2 separate regions of the Homo sapiens genome follow, and region 2 is linked to region 1. A link is a loop called in an ENCODE intact Hi-C map of the cell type or tissue named here. Cell type or tissue: endothelial cell of umbilical vein. All regions are shown on one strand. Links, peaks and the distances in the headings refer to the core of each region. The heading gives the core; the rest is flanking DNA.

Region 1 (10,942 bases), core at 4,814-7,313:
AAATGACATCATCCTTTTTTTTTTTTTTTTTGAGACAGAGTTTAATTCTTGTTGCCCAGGCTGGAGTGCAATGGCATGATCACGGCTCACCGCAGGCTCTGCCACCTGGGTTCAAGTGATTCTTCTGCCTCAGCCTCCCGAGTAGTGGAATTACGGGCATGTGCCACCATGCCTGACTAATTTTGTATTTTTAGTAGAGACAGGGTTCTCCATCTCTGGAGAACTGGTCTCGAACTCCCAACCTCAGATAATGCACCCACCTTGGCCTCCCAAAGTGCTGGGATTACAGGTGTGAGCCACCGCGCCCAGCCTCTCTTTTTTTTGAGACCAAGTGTCGTTCTGTCACCCAGGCTGGAGTGCAGTGGTGCCATCTCAGCTCACTGCAACCTCTGCCTCCCAGGGTCAAGTGATTCTCATGCATCAGACTCTTGAGTTGCTGGGAGCACAGGCATGCACCACCATGCCCAGCTAACTTTTGTATTTTTAGTAGAGAGGAGGTTTAGCCATTTGGCCAGGCTGGTCTCAAACTCCTGACCTCAAGTGATCCACCCGCCTCTGCCTCCCAAAGTGCTGGGATTACAGGTGTGAGCCACCATACCCAGCTGATTCCATTTTTTAAAGACATATATTAATGCATAGATAAAAGAATATAAGTATATTAACTAAAATATTAATTGTGGTTATTTCTGCATGCCGGGATCTATTCTTTCTTTTTTTTTTTTTTTTTTTTTTTTTTGAGACAGAGTCTTGCTCTTTCGCCCAGGCTGGAGTGCAGTGGCGCGATCTCGGCTCACTGCAAGCTCCGCCTCCCGGGTTCACGCCATTCTTCTGCCTCAGCCTCCCGAGTAGCTGGGACTACAGGCGCCCGCCACCACCCCCAGCTAATTTTTTGTATTTTTAGTAGAGACGGGGTTTCACCGTGTTAGCCAGGATGGTCTTGATCTCCTGACCTCGTGATCTGCCCACCTCAGCCTCCCAAAGTGCTGGGATTATAGGCGTGAGCCACCGCGCCTGGCCTATTCTTTCTTATTTTTATATTATTGTGGTAGATAGGTCAATCATTGTGTTCCCCACCCAGAGCCCTAACTGCAGTGTTCCTACATATGAGTTGGCCACCCATCCGATTGGGTCACAGGTAGGCAAACAACCCAGGAGAAACTAAGCCAAAGGTGGGGATAAATGCAGCAGATTTCCTCAAGAAATTGAACCAAGAGGCACAGAAACTATGATAGACACCTGTTGTTTTAAACATTCTTTCTTATTTTCTTCTATTAACCACTACCTCATTCCCTTTTGGGAAGCAGCTCCTTCTCCATTACACAAACCATGTGATTCTAATGGGACTATATAATATCACAATATAAAGCCAAAGTTCATGAAAGGGAACACGATCTATTATAATATCCATCACCCAACCACAGTGACTGATCCAAAGAGTGACCATCCAACCCAAGGCAGGCCAGGAATCCCTCCTTTAGAATCCATATGTTGGAGCAGAGTTAGGAAAAGCTCTCTCCTCTGGGCTCAAAAGCTGTGATGATGTAACCCTGAGCTGCCAGTAGATCTACACCCAGCCTCACCCTTCCACTGTTGCACGGAGAGAGCCTTTCTGCTGTCTGGATTCATGAGGACAACACACCAATGGAAATGCAGCTAAGAGACAGAGATAGAATTTGGACACTGTTGTGTATGACTGGATCAGTCATGCCTGAGGCCTGCCAACAATATCCTTTCTGATTGTACAAGCCAAAAAATCCTCCGTTTTTCTTAAGTTCATTTGAATTATGGTCTTCTGCAGTCATAAGAGCTCTAACAAACACAGAGACTAATTAGTAAGACGCTGGTGGGTACTTTTCTGAAAAGTTGTGTAGAGTTGGGGCTGGAGTAGGTGCCATAGCAAACCAAAGTGATTCCTAAGCTGAAGTCATAGGGGAGCAAATAAACCATCAGTGATAGTAGAGACCTTGTTTCAAAGAGAAGTGTAACAGTAGCTTAGACTCAGAGACAAGTAATGACTGAGGGAACACGGGCCCACCGGAAAGGATGGTGGCAGCCTGAGCTGCTGACTTTCTTGTTCCAATCCCTGTGTGCCTTGTTCCTACTCTTGGATGCCCATGAGAGACTGCCTGATGTATTCTTTCTACAATCTTACACATACACACACACACTCACATACACACAAGACTTTAGTCAACTAGCTTGAGTAAGCCTCTGTTTTTTAAATTCAAAGTATCAATGAGTAAGAAAATAGTGTTCATACATCACATTTCTAATCAGAAAGTTATTTTTAAGATCCAAACAAACTTTTGCTCTACAGAAATTTATTTAACATAAATGACATTTATAAATTTATAGATTAAGGCAAAAATTCACTTTAAAGGTCAATGACCTTTGGACAATTTCTGTACAAGGACAATACTTCCAGAAAGTTTAAGGCTGTCAACCTTATTCTGCTTTAACTCCAGCCACTCTCATGTCTGCCTTCCCTTACTTGAGCATGGTAATGGGTCTGGCAACTGGCTAATTATAATAGGCGACAAGGATGAATATGTTTTAGGCCCAACCAACAATTTTATGATGTACTAGCAACTCTCATGAGGATGTCATTCATAAGTTGGTTTTTTTTTAAGTACTAGTTCCACTATATAATTGATGTTTTATATTAGCCATCTCCCCCTCCCCACAATTGTATATGATCATAGGAATAGAATTTTGAAGATGGAAGGACCCTAGTTCTATAACCTCCTCATGTCACAGAAGGGTGTTAAGTCTAACACAGGTCAAATGAATCACCCAAGGTAACAAAACTTTGAAGGCAAAAACTCCAGCTTTCTTGACCAGAGCAGTATAGAGAAGAAAATCAATGAAAGCTAGTGGTACAGGCACAGGATTCATGGAAGATGTGAGATTAAAATCAAGACTTAGCCTTTCAATACAGGGCAATGAGTACCACCAGACTATGAGTAGAAAGAGCCAGGTACTGGCTCAGGCTATGCCTTATCCATTTATATGACTCCCTGAAGGTAGAAACTAGGTTTTATTCTTCGTGGTATTCCCTACGCCCAATATCATAACAAAGACATGAGAGAAACTCAATAAAAAAGTGAATAAGGAGTGGGTGAGTAAGTAAGCAAATAGATAGGAAACCTAATACTCTGGAGAAGTCTATGTAGAAAAGGAAAAAAAGGGCCGGGTGCTGTGGTTCATGCCTGTTATCCCAGCTACTGAGGAGACTGTGCCCGGAGGATCCCTTGAGCCCAGGAGTTTGAGACCAGCCTGGGCAACATAGTGAGCCCTCATCTCAGAAAATGGGAATAGAGCCTCGGTGAAAGCCTTCAGTTAAAAGGCAGGAGAAGGAGTCACCACTGGGAACAAGAGAAAGAGTAGTGAGAAAGCAAACCAACAGAAAGCCAGTGGTACAGGATTAGCAAGCAGGGGAGGAGAAATCCAAGACGTAGGTATGTCAGCAGTGCCAGAAACTAGGAAAAGGTTATGAAACATGAGAGCGAAGGAAAAGTCATTGGATAAAAAATTTTTAAGGCTAAGTGTCTATTGCTAAGCAAGACTAGCAGCATATTTTGGCTAGGCAAGAACTGGGGTTCCAGTGTGGCTGAGAAGAGCAGAAAACATCCATCCCCAGCCTCGCACCACTGGCATGCTTCCTGAACCCACCCCTCAGAATATCTGCTTACATTAGTGCCTCTATTTCCACAGCAAATAGAGATAAGAAGAGTCCCTTTATATCTATTTGCATATACCAAATTATGTTAAAAATCAGGATTCTCCCAGGGGTAAAAACGGACTGGAAAAAAAAAAAAAGGACTGGAACGTTGATCCTCATTTAGATTCAAGAACATAAAAATAGGTCTGATGTATGCAAGTGCCCGTAGTCTGAGGTTAGGTTACAGAAAAGGATTATGGAGCCTCTAAGAAGGAACTCACCACAAGGGAAGAAGGACTCTGAACTGGTGAGCTGTGTTCAGGCACAGCTCCTTAAGTACACTGTATGTCTGCGATCCTGGCAGTGTAGAGAATCAGTGAGCATGTGGGCATGTGATACTGGTGGACCTCTTCCATGAATGCCTCTAATACTTTGAGACACAGTTCATTTCACTCTAAGGTCCCATACCTGTCAGAACTCACAGCATAGTTAACAGCAGGCCTGTGGTTTCTAGAAGAGGCAATGGCAACAGTGGCCCCTGGCTCCTTCAGTGGTGGTGGCAGAGACCCATGAGGTGACCAAAACCAGCTGTTGTGGTGACTCAGCCCACAACACCCATCAAGCACCCTCCTGGAACACGGTAGACCAAAGATGCTCAATAAAAGCAGCACAGCTGAATGACTGAATTCAGAGAGGCATTTAGGAGCAATTGGTATCAAAGTCACTGCAAATATTGAGTAGCAATGCAAGAACCTTCCAAGTGTCATTCCTCATCTCTTCCCTGTGAGAAAAGAAAAATAGCTGAAAGCAGCCTGAGCTCTGTGAGGCATGCAAAATTTATCAGGTCCAGGGACACATGAGTGTGGGACCTCAGTCACGCCCACTGTCCCCCACCATCCCCATGACCAGGGGCAAGTGTTTAAAGGTGTTTTGGTCTTGACTAGCTGCCTTGCCTATTATCTTCATGTTCCTGGCATTTGTGATACAAAGCACAATGCATAGCTAATTAATAGCTTATGTTATTTTGATGCAACTTCTTGGCAAACAACTTAGGAACTGCCTCTTTAAAAACTCACATGTAACTGCTGCTAACTAATCTCAGCACATAGTCAGGGCAACCTGAATCTATGCACCCAAATTGTAGTCCTCAAATCTGGCCCAAGTAAACTCCCTACTTTTATTAATTTTGTCTCAGTTTTTGTCCTTTAGGTCGACACCTGTGTCCTGGATCTCAGTTCACTAGATTAGGTCAGGACCAGTGGGTTAGGAGAGTGAAGGTTTCACATTCCATCAGCCCTGGCACTAAATGTCAAGAAGAATAGTGCCGGGCTGGGCGCAGTGGCTCATGCCTGTAATCCCAGCACTTTGGGAGGCCAAGGAGGGTGGATCACTTGAGGTCAGAAGTTCAAGACCAGCCTGGCCAACAAGGTGAAACTCCGTCTCTACTAAAAACACAAAAATTAGCCAGGCATGGTGGTGGGTGCCTGTAATCCCAGCTACTCAGGAGGCTGATGCAGGAGAATCGCTTGAACCCGGGAGGCGGAGGTTGCAGTGAGCCAAGATCGTGCCATTGTTCTCCAGCCTGGGCAACAACAGCGAAACGTCATCTCAAAAAAAAAAAAATTGAAAAATTGAAAAGAAAAAGAAAAATAGTGCCAGGGATGCAAGTACTGCCAGCCTCAAAGCACCTCGAGGCACTGATGCCGCTGGCATTTGCACACCTCAGCCTGGACTCTGCAGCGGCTGACAGGCACGTCTGCATCTTATCACTTAATAAACATTCATTGACACCTCCTATATCTTAGGCACTTTTGGTACATGCTGGAACACATTAGAGAACAAATCCAGTCCTTCCCCTCCAGGCATTTTTAGTCTAGAGCAGAAGCTTCAGAGTGTTCTAGCTTCAGAATTGTTCTTCAATTATACAAAAAAGGCCAGGCACGGTGGCTCATGCCTGTAATGGGAGGCCGAGGCGGGTGGATCACCTGAGGTCGGGAGTTTGAGACCAGCCTGACCGACATGGAGAAACCGCGTGTCTACTAAAAATACAAAATTAGCCCAGCTTGGTGGCACACGCCTGTAATCCCGGCTACTCGGGAGGCTGAGGCAGGAGAATCGCTTGAACCAGGGAGGTGGAGGTTGCAGTGAGCTGAGGTCGCACCATTGCACTCCAGCCTGGGCAAGAAGAGCAAAACTCCATCAAAATAAATAAGTAAATGAATAAATAAAATTATACAAAAAATTGTGTGTTTATGTAGATTGAGAGGGAGATGAGAACAGTCAAATTCTCAAATGGCTTTTTGACCCAGAAAAGGTTAAGAGCCTCCTAGTTGGGACCATCCATATCCCTCATTTCTAAATTCTTAGCAACTACCCCAGCACTTACTGACAGCACCTCTTGGGCATCTCTAACCTTTTGCAGTGTTCACAGTGCCTTCCTCACCAGCTCGTGGCAGACTCCTGGTGGAAGAGGAGGGAAGCACACCTCATTGTTGACATTGCCTCCTAGTTCCCGGGGAGCTCCATTCCAGGAAGGAATTTAACCAGGGAGTGGCTGTCCCTCTCTTTTGGATAACTTTGGGCTTATCCAGCGGACAAACCACTGCCTATTCCCTGACAGGCAGACTGACTCGGGGACATTTTTTCCCTGCCAAAGTACTGCTTGCTTCCCAAGACTTCTCCAGACTAAACATCCATTGACTGAGATGAAATATTACACTTTTCTTTTCCAAAGGGTCAAAGGGATTTCAGCAAGGTTCAGACTAAGGAAAAGAGGGCTGATTTGTGAATACACTGGGAAGAGCATTTTGGTCTAATGGTCTTATTTCTCATCCAAATTAATAACATGTCACTCTTGAGAACATTTTTGTTAATGACGCCTCAAAACACAACCCACCCAGCCCCAGACTGTGAGCCTTCAAAGACAAAGACAGGTCCCCGGCCTTCCCTTGGATGGCCCTACCGTTCTCTTCCCAGATGTTTTACGAGCCTGCTAATTTTTGTAAGATGTAATAAAATATATTTAAGGGAGAAAAAATGTACTAGACTGTTTTAATGAGCTTGAGCATCTATATTTTTGAAAATGTAATGTCAAGAAGCCAGGGAAAGTTGTTTTTTAAATTACCAGGAATTTTCTGATTCCACTTTTGGAGGAGACTTTGTTTGTTTATTTGTTTGTTTGTTTTTGAAAAACACTTCAATGGCTTTATGGCAGTAAAGCCAAAATCATATTCTCAGTAGCTTAAGACCGTGCTGAGCTACACAGCTCACCTTCATGACGCTGAGATGGCCTGCACTGTGGGAAGAGATCCCTCTCTACAGGTTAGGATGTGTCTTGAGAGGTGAGTCTGGGGCCACCATGGGGTTTTCCCTTCTCACTGGGCCTCCTGATCAGGGTCCAGCACCTGGCAGGGGAGTCATAGCAAATGGACCAGTGACAGACATGAGCAAAGACACTCCACGACAGAAGATAAGTCTCATGATAATGTGGCAGCAGAAAGAGAGATGAGCAGTGGGAGAGAAAAAACAAAATACCCTATCCAGATGAATGGCTGGTGGACTTTAAGAACAATAATCTCCTATATCTCATTGGATTTTTTCCCTCTTTCCTACACAATCCCCTCCTGTTATTCCAAAGCTTTCAATGAAACAGGGGTTACAATGGGCCTGACATACTCGGCAGATAATGTCATGGCATTGGTAAGAGTGTAGTAGTCAGGATGATCAGAGGTCACTCTCATTGCCATCTTGGTTTTGGTGGGTCCGCACTTGGTATGAGGAGGGGCGGGGAAAACAGGAGCAGTTGGAGAAACTCATCACAAGGTAGCCAGAAGTGACCAGCAGATCCCCAGAAGCAGCAGGGATCTGCAGGAAATGTAAGCCTTCGCTGATGGTTACATGTGAGGGGAACCAGAAAACTGCTAAAGTTGCAGTGGCTGATCACGACAAGGGCTTAGACTAGTAATTGTAAGCACTAAAGGAAAGGGTGGCTTTTGTAGACCAAAGAAATCAGACTTTGGAGTTAGTTTCTTAAATTGTATCAAAACAATTCATGGCCAAATGTTGTGAATGTTATGAACAGTAAGATGCAAAGGAGTTTAGAAGAAGGAGGGAGACTTAAAGGAGTTCTTCCCCATGATGGCTGGGAAGGCTTCACAAAAGAAGAATTCGAACTAGATCTTGAAAAGGGGGATCTTAGAAAGGGGGAGGAGGAGAAGAGGACTCCTTGTAGGAGAAATGGAAAGAGCTAAAGCATGAAGATGCCCAAGTGGAAGGTGTGCTTTAAGCAGGGAATGGCCCTGTCTGACTGAAGTCAAATCTATATTCTTGAGCATCCATCCTTCATACTTCATTTTGTCAGAGGCGTTTGAACCAGAGACACTCCACCTTGAGTAAGGGCTGGATAAAATAAGGCTGAGATCTGCTGGGCTGCATTCCCAGGAGGTTAAGGCCTTCTTAGTCACAGGATGAGAGGAGGTCAGCACAAGATACCAGTCATAAAGACCTTGCTGATAAAATAGGTTGCAGTAAAGACGCTGGTCAAAACCCACCAAAACCAAGATGGCAATGAGAGTGACCTCTGATCATCCTCACTCTGATCATCCTCACTACTACACTCCTACCAGTGCCATGACGGTTTACAAATGAGATGGCAACGTCAGGAAGTTACCCTAAGTGACCTAAAATGGGGAGGCATGAGATCCTCCTCTTGTTTAGCATATAATCAAGAAATAACCATAAAAATGGGCAACCAGCAGCCCTTCGCTCTGTCTATGGAGTAGCCATTCTTTTATTCCTTTACTTTCCTAATAAACTTGCCTTCACTTTATAGACTTACCCTGAATTCTTTCTTGCGTGAGATCCAAAAACCCTCTCTTTAGGGTCTGGATCTGGACTCCTTTCTGGTAACAAACTCACTTTAGGACCCATTTTTTTTTTTTTTTGAGACAGAGTCTCTTTCAGCCACCCAAGCTGGAGTGCATTGGTGCAATCTCCGCTCACTGCAATCACTGTCTCCCATGTTCAAGCGATTCTCCCGTCTCAGTCTCCCAAGTAGCTGGGATTACAGGCACCTGCATCATGCCTGGCTAATTTTTGTATTTTTAGTAGAGACGTGGTTTTACCATGTTGGCCAGGCTTGTCTTGAACTCCTGACCTCAGGTAATCCACTGGCCTCGGCCTCCCAAAGTGCTAGGATTATAAGCATGAGCCACCACACCCGGCCTGTTCTTTTTCTTTTTCTTTCTTTCTTTTTTTTTTTGAGACAGAGTCTCGCTCTTGTCACTCAGGCTAGAGTGCAGTGGCGGGATCTCAGCTCACTGCAAACTCTGCCTCCCAGGTTCAAACCATTCTCCTGTCTCAGCCTCCTGAGTAGCTGGGATTACAGGCACCTGCGACCACGCCCGGCTAATTTTTGCATTTTTAATAAAGACCAGTGGCCATGTTGGCCAAGCTGGTCTTAAACTCCTGACATCAGGTGACCCACCCACCTTGGCCTCCCAATGTGCTGGGATTACAGACGTGAGCCACCACGCCAGGCATTTAGGGCCCATTCTTGAGGCCCAGGGATGGAAACATATTAAGCTAGTCTTCACAGAACAATCAAAGTTGTTGACAACATCTTAAGTTAGCCAGTGCTAGCACTCAGAGAGAGGCCAGCCATCCCAGAAGGACAGGAAGTGGCCTAGAATTCACCCTTGGTTTTCTCATGCCTCCCTTCTTAGAAGGCTCTCCTGTTTAGAATGCCCCAACCCCCTGCAAAGTGCTGCAAAAAGTGCCCATGTCTTTATCAGCCCTACCCCACAGGCTACTTGATTTGTGACAGACTCCACTGGGCAAGAGGCATGTTGCCTTTTTAAACTGATCAAAAAACATTCATTCAGCACCTACTTTATGTCAAGCACTCTTCTGGGCACAAGGGCACAGCAATAAATAGGTCAAAGTCTCTGCCCTCAAGGAGTTTTCTTTCTAGTAGGGAAGACAAATACAAATATGTAAATAAAACATCAGGTAGTGCTATGAACAAAAGTAGAGCAAGGTAAGGGAAGAGAGAATAACAAGGAGGGGGGTCTTTTTAACAGAAGACAGGAAAAGTTCATCTATGGAGGTGACACTGAGCAAAGGCCACAGGGCTGGGGCCCCAGGCTCTGAGATGGGCGCTAGTGATGTGCTTGAAGAACAAGAAGGCCTCTATGGCTGGATCAAGCTCAATGAGCATGGGGGATAAAGAGGTGGAGGGGCAGAGGAGGAATTACCCTGCAGCTCCTGGCCCAGCATGGCCACACGGTGCACACGGCTCCTGCCCATAGCCATAACCCCAGTGGCCCCAGCCCTTGCCTGCCATATTTTCCTCAGGCCTTCAACAAGACTCATTAAACTTTATCTAAAGTTACTGTGTTCTGCAGCTGGGGGAAAAGGGCAAACTTCCACTCCTTAAGTTAGAGCAATCAACAGCCAAGGGATTTGGAAGTGGCTGGGGCCTTGTTATCTTAAGGTTGTAATGAGCCTCGTGAGAATACCCACAACTTCGCTCCAGAGAGGGGGAGCTTCCCTCAGCAGATCCATACTCGGGATTCCAAGTTTCAAAATTCCGTAGAAACTGGGAAGCAATCCAAATACACCAGGCCTGCACTAGATGCACAGAGTCACAAAGTCTCCCCAGAATGGCTTGTACCAAGGCTTTGTCGGGGATGTTGCTCTAATAATCCAGCAGGCTCCCTGGGGCTGCCTGTGGCTGCGCTTGATGAATCTCATTATCCACAGTTACACTTTTACCTCAAGAGGAAAGGACATGGGATGATTCACTAGCTGCTACCTCACCAACACAACCCAAAAGCAAGGGTCAGAGTCCTCTCATCTAAGAATTTAATATTTTCTGGGGCTAGAGAAGCAGGAAGCTCCTGGGAGCCTGGAAACCCCCTCCAGCTGGGTGACCAGGAAAATCCAAGAGTAAGTAACTGCTTCTCAGCCCTGAGGTAAGTTGGGGCCTGTTTAAGGTAGCTGAGCTATTGGAAAATAAGGAGCGTGTGGGGCATATCAAAGAGGATACAATATAATCATGCTAATAAATAATAATACCTTGGAATGGTGGCTCACACTTGTAATCTCAGCTACTTAGGAGGCTGAAGCAGGCAGATCACCTGAGCACAGGAGTTTGAGGCCAGCCTGGGCAACAAAGAAAGACTCCATCTCTAAAAATAAAAACAAAAACCAAAAAGAAAAATAATAATAGTCAACACTTACTGAACACTTACTGTGTACCATTCCAAGCATTTTACATGT
Region 2 (6,676 bases), core at 3,991-6,490, 180 kb before region 1:
TTGAACTTATGGGTCACACTGCACTTTCCTGAGCCCCAAGCCTACAGAGGCCCTGCCTTGGAGACCCAGCCTCGGGTTTCCTGCTGCCTCTGCTGATGCCGCTGTTACAGCAAGAGCAACAGCAGCACCTGCAGCGTGGCCAGTGACCTCTGCTACTGCCACCCAGGAAGGCCACAGCCTTTTCCAGGAGCACTGCTCAGGTGCAGAGCCCTAGCAACCCATTATTGTGGTTCTCTCAGCACCTATGTGGAGCATCAAGTCGGGGGTTATGAGGTTACAAGTGAAAGAGTGACTGTCGCCAACAACTCCACTTGCCATCCCCGACAGCAAACTCCCCCATCATGTCTACTACACCTTGTATGTGTAAGGAATGCTGATTTCCAAAACATTCACGAGTTACCTTGTGTAATATTAGGGTGTTTCCTCTGAAGTTGTTAGGAACAAAAAGATCATATTCTCATTTTTCAGATAAAACAAAAATGCCCTCTCCTCAAAAAAGTATGTATCATGTCCAGAGTCATTCAGTGAGGCAGGGATATTGCTGGGAGCAGAACCAAGGTCTCAAGATTTTCAGCCCAAAGTTCCTGCTATAAGAACATACTGCATCCCCAAATGAGGACAAGATGTCAAAGTGAGTATCAGCTAGAATGAACTTCAGGATTGTCCCATATTTAGCATATAAATGAGCCACCCTCTAGCCCACTATGCCAGAAACAAAAAAAATCCTGGCATATCACAGGACCATGAATTTCCCACACCAAAAGGAGCCTCCAGGGAAGATTTAAGGCAAGAGCCAGGAGGGATTATGGCTGCCTTCTGATCTGGGGCCATGATATGTGAACTGTGAGATGGACATGTGTCACACTCAGTAGGCATTAGAACAGAAGCCCCAGAAAGCCAAGCCACATGCCCAAGGTCTTTGGCTCCCTCATCCCCTGTTCTTTCCATTGTTCTATACAGTGGCTACTCTTGTCCACTGTTTCTGAAGAGCACATAAACTGCTGCCCAAACCACTCACTGATAGAGCCACCTAGGGTACAGCTGCAGAAGAGAGCCCTGGAAGTGTAACGCTGCATCTCTGGGCCTGTCATTATCCAGGTATACGACTTTGAGAATGTCCACCATGTCTCTGGACTGCAGTGTAGTTTCTATAAAATAACATGTAAGGCCTCTTCTATTTCTAAGATTATATCTAATAACTCTAATAGTTCTATTAAGGCAGATAATTCAAGAGAAGAGGAAGGAGGGACTGATTCCCAGGGACTGAGGGTGTGTATCTATTTCAACATCACATAGTCAGTTTGCCCCAGAGGAAATTTTCTCTGCCGGAGACACCACTGAGCTTCAAACTCAGGGACTTGGCAGCTGGAATTCTGGAAGTCACAACTTTCCAGGAGTGCCTCAGTGCTCTGCAGTGAAAAAAAAGAAAATGTTCTCCAAATAAAATAAGTAAAATGGAGGTGTCAAAGAACATCAAGGAGAAGGTGGCTGGATATAAAAAGATGCGGGAAAAAAAAAGTAAATTGGTGAAAAGTCTTTTAAGTAAATAACTTTGTGTCTAACTTAATTTTTTTTTTTTTTTTGAGACAGAATCTCGCTCTGTCACCCAGGCTGGAATGCAGTGGCACCACCTCGGCTCACTGCAACCTCTGCCTCCTGGGTTCAAGCGATTCTTGTGCCTCAGCCTCCCGAGTAGCCGGGACTACGGGCGCGAGCCACCACGCCCGGCTAATTCTTGTATTTTTAGTAGAGACGGGTCTTCGCCATGTTGGCCAAGCTGGTCTTGAACTCCTGGCCTCAAGTGATCTGCCCGCCTCAGCCTCCCAAAGTGTTGCAATTATTGGCATGAGCCACCACATCTGGCCCTAATTTAATTCTGCAATGAAAACAGATCAATTCATAATAATGGATAAATGGTGGTGGTGACTAAAATAAAGACACGGCTGACGGCCTCGCCTTAGATGGGCCCTTTACCTGCACCTGAACCTGCATCCTGAAACACTCACAGAAAATGCAGCACAGGCTTGTCAAGCCCCTTTCTGTATCGGGACGACCAGGGCACCAGGGGCACGAAGACAGCGCTCTGTAAACATGCAGTTCTCCTTTGCCTACCAGGAGTCATTCAGGTGGCAAGGGCCCCGTGAGTCAGAAGTGGGGAGATACTCTGCTTCTCTGAAGCCAGGGTGCTCCCCTGGATCTGACCAGGCCATTTATTTCTCAGAAGACACTTTAGGTCACTTCTAAAGGCCAGGCTGGAACCCAAAATGGCTAAGAGAAGGATGCCAAGTCCCAGACATGACCTGCCCTAAGAGGCAGCTCTGCTGAGCTGTGCCCCAGGAGTTTGTGTTATGACTTCCTGGGCACCTGCATCATAGTGCTAAAGGCACAGTAGTAAGTGGCACTGTCTTCAGTCCTTACTGGAGAGATCACCAAGTGAAAGGCTTTCTGGGTCAGAATGTGTTTCACAGAAAACCGTCCTTGAGTAAAATCTGCACCTTCTGATCTGCTGTTATCCCCATAAAAGACAAACTGAAAGGAATAATCTGGCCTTATCCGGTACCAGAATAAATCTGGATTTGAATATACAGTGTCGTAAGTGCAGAGCAGTACCACCTCACTGCCACTCGCCACCGTCTGGTCCGGGGAACTCTGGGTTACTTTGTCACACAGCGTGCCCCTGTCTGGGAAAAAGACAATGAGGAAATAGTGAATTCTGCACCCCCCAGACAGTGAGTACAGCACATGCCTAGCCCAGAAGAACTCAATGAGCAGAGGCAAGAGAAGGACACAGAAATAAAGCCAAAGGCAGCAAATAACCAAAAACCAAGAGTGCAAGAGAAAAAGCCTTCAAGAGTCAGAGAAGGAGAAATGGGGTTATAGAGCAAGTGGAATGTAAACAAATGAAACTACTTACAGAAAAACAAAAAGCTAAAGCCCACAGTAAGAATCATCTTTTCTTCATATCAGGGCAGAGGATATACAACAAAACAGGGTTCCTAAGATCTCAGAGACTATCTGACGGTTCTAATGAAAGAAGACGGGAGGAAAACAAGAGGAGACTGGCAGCGCTGACGGTCATGTGACTGATTCAGCTGTGACTTCTAGAGGCAAATGCGCTCAGCCAAGGAAACTGCTATTGCTATTATGATTTTGGCCCCAATCCATCTTGAACTAACACATATGACAATGAAAAATGGATTACTTTTAAAAAAGAAAAGAAAAGAAAAACAAAGGAAGGGAGAGAGAGAGGAAGTGAGGGAGGAAAGAAAACTGCAAGACTAATGATGGCGTTCTTGGATATCCAACTGCTACAAAAGTAGTTCACTCTCCATTTCTGTATCCTCTGGTCACAGACTGGTGTACTAGTCCATTAATCACATGTCGTACTTTGAGTGACACTGTCTCATAGCATCTAGCACGGCTCCACACACTTTGTTCTATTCAATAAATGGAATAAGTGAAAGAGTACCTTGGACAACTCCCTTACTCCTCTGTGTAAAGAGGAAGGAAAGGGGGTTGGACCAGATTCTTTCTAAAATCTGTCCTAGACCTGAATTCCAGAAATCTTTGATTTCAGATGCTTGAGGGAGTGTCCTGATCCTAAGTGCTTCTTGCACTTCACCAGCTTGACTTTCCATCTCTCACTGGGCCCACTGCAGCACACACTTGGCTCCAGCTGGAAAATCCTGAACAGAGCTTCCCGGCAGGTGAACTGCCATAAGTGGGTTATAAGCTTGCTGAGATAGTGTTCAGAGTGCCCATGTACCTGGGGTGGCTGGAGCCCCTGAGCCAGCCCCTCCCAGTCAGGAGCACTACAAATACAGTTTTCCATGTAAGCCATCAATATGACAACAGTTGGGAGGCACTGCTGTGAAAAACAGAACACTGACTAACTCACTCCCCAAAATGCAGGAGTGTTCCTAGGAGTATTTCTAGAAGGTCCTTCATTTCCCTTTTTCCCTACATCCACTTCATCAGTAAGACCTGTCAGTTCTACCATGAAAATATATCTCCAATCCATCTACTTCTTCCATCTCCACTGCAACCACCTTCTATAAACACCATCATCTCTTACAGGGACTGCTTCAATAACCCACTAACTGGCCCCCTTGCTTCTGCTCTTGTCCCTGGACAATCCATTCTCCAGTTCTTCATAAAATGTACATCAGATGATGACAGCTGGACCTCCTTCCCAGGCCTGTAACATCTGCAAACGATCTGGCCCTTGCTTCCTCCCCAGCCTCACCTCACATCTGCTCCTTCTCTTTCTTCCCTTCAGCTGCAGTGGCCTTCCTTCTCGTCCTTTCTATGTCTCTCTTTTCTAGCTACCTGAAACTCTGTCTCCAATTTTTCACAGTTCTCAGCTCCAACTAAATTAGTCACCCATGCCACCCATAACCAACCTCAATTACATCTCTGTTCTTATTTTCCCTCACATCACTATCTGAAATCATCAGATTCATACATGTTTATTTTATGTCTCTCCCATCTCACCTCTCCCCTACACACACACACACACACACACACACACACACACACACACACACACACACACACGATAATATAAACTATATGAGGGCAGGGAGCTTATCTTTTCACTGATATGTCTCCAGCCCCTGGGCTTGTGTTGACCGCATCACAGACAATCAGTAAATATCTGTGTAAAAAAAAGGAATGCAATTTCTTCACTTAAAAACTCACCATTCACCTAGATTTAGGAAATAAAAATACAAGACACCCAGTTAAATGTGCATTTCAAATAAACAACAAAAATTTCAGTAATACGGGTAGCTGGGACATGCCATATTTGGAACACATTTATACTAAAAAAGTATTCATTGTTTATCTGAAATTCAAATTCCACTGGGCATCCTGTGTTTTATCTGGCAATGCTAGGCATGCAGAATACCAAAAGTAAGCACCAGGCAGGCCAGAGTCCCACCATGAGCATCTTCAGGGCCCCTGGATGTGGAAGAGGGATGTTGAGGGCCCAGGGGCTGCCTTGCCGGTGCATTGGCTGCCCAGGCCTGCACTGCCGCCTGCCGGCAGGGGTCCAGTCCACGAGACCCAGCTCCCTGCTGGCGGAAGTCCATTTCAGAGCTTCCGGTTCTCCCAAGTCCAAGGATTATGCTCACTCCCCACCCACAGTCTCTTAGTGTCTGTCCCTGCTCTAAAGATGTTGTCTGGGCTTGATATTAATATGAGAGCTGACTGTTCCCTTCCTGATCTAGACCATAACCATCTTCAAGTTAAATTGCTCCTCCTCTTCTAACTGCCCAACCTCACCCACGTCTGACCATACCCAAGCACAGAGAAGTGGGTTTAATGGACCTTCACACAGAAGGACACATCCTCTCCTATAATGCTTTACATGGAAGGTTCAGACATAACCTGAGTCCTGCTTGGGGTAGCATCATCATGACTCTCTTGCCCTGGTGTCCTTGCAATATTCCTTGAAAGGCATCCCTCCCCCAAGGAAGGGCAGGCACTGAGCACAGCAATGCAGTATAATGGCTAAGAGTGGGATCCCGGAGCCAGCCTGCTTGGGTTCACATCAGCTCCGGCTTTTACCAGTTGTGTGACCTTAAGCATGCCCTAACTCTCCAAGTCTCAATTGCTCCATCTGCAAAATGGAGATAGTAATAGCTTTTCTCACAGGACTATTGGAAAATTTAGTGAGGTCACACATGCAATACACCCAGCAGATAAATGATCTATGAATGTCAGGTATTGCTGTTGCATATTTAATTTAAATGTTGCCATTTTTATTAAATAGACATATGAATAGAGTTCCTAAGAGTGTTACTCTCATCAATGCTGCTCAGGGAAAAGATGCTGAGTAAATCTAAATTTTAAAGTTGCAAAATCTAGCAAAAGATTGTTGATATGTTGTATCAATCAATGGTTAAAAAAAAAAGACTGACATCTTTAATTTGCTTTCAGTGCTGCAAGCATGTCCTAGAGCTCCGTGATCCCCTGAGACCTGTGATCCTCTGAGACATGAGCCAGCTGTGCTCTCCCCAAGTCCCTAAGAGCATTAGGAGCATGAGAAGTGAGCATTCCAGCCCCTTGTTCTTATGTCTTCCAAACATTGTAACAGGCTTGTTCATGAGAGGCCACAATGCATGATCAAGTGACCCCACCACTGAGGAATAGGAGAAAGCCTCAAGATTCAGTGGCCCACTAAGGACGTATTGCCCTAAGTTTCTCCAACCCATCTTCCTATTGGCATCTGGAGACTATGCCTCTTCCCAAGGTGCTGAGGGTGCTGCAGACCCCACTTGCCCTGCAGGCCCCACCCGCCCACCAGCGAAGAAGGGCTGCCTTTCATTAGCCCAAAACTGCCACTCAAGAGGGGTCCTCAGACAAGGTGGGAGCCAAGAGATTTGGCGAACGTCACCCTTGTCCCACAGCTTGGATCTTGATCACTCATATCACTCAGAAGAGGGACTTTTCTCTCTTGTTTCCTTTGAGGTGGGCGGCTTTGTTTTTGACATTGTAGCGCCCTCTGCTGCTACTAATTATCGCATCTCCATAAATAGGTCATACTGGAGGTTGATAGAAAATAGATCAGGGAAGGAAAACATTCTTTGTTCACAATTCAAGTCAAAGCTGCTGCTTCTGTCTCCATTCCCTTTTCAACTCTGAGACTGGCAGCTGCTTCTCTGTTGGCCCA

The links. Peaks named below come from ENCODE experiments on the same cell type or tissue, not always from the same donor. Only the 100,000 strongest peaks of a DNase experiment are listed, where the experiment ranks them.
Region 2: it touches region 1 in a loop (3-fold over the local background); 3 of 110 quality-filtered maps call a loop at or near these places.

What each region holds. Positions count from the first base shown.
Region 1 is chr14:22,647,099-22,658,040 of GRCh38, forward strand. No RefSeq gene overlaps it. Among named protein-coding and RNA genes, the nearest start is that of OR6J1, 8.2 kb to the left of the region's middle. RefSeq lists an enhancer at 4,086-4,305. In endothelial cell of umbilical vein, for the core only: a CTCF peak has its summit at 6,134; a DNase peak (open chromatin) is centred at 6,123; H3K27ac peaks cover 258 bases.
Region 2 is chr14:22,466,664-22,473,339 of GRCh38, forward strand. All of the region lies in intron 2 of TRD-AS1 (TRD antisense RNA 1), which reads right to left. It also overlaps TRA and TRDV3. Among named protein-coding and RNA genes, the nearest start is that of TRD-AS1, 13 kb to the right of the region's middle. RefSeq lists enhancers at 4,530-5,031, 4,916-5,210, 5,032-5,531. In endothelial cell of umbilical vein, for the core only: a CTCF peak has its summit at 5,059 (motif pointing left); no DNase peak of the experiment used is centred there; H3K27me3 peaks cover 262 bases.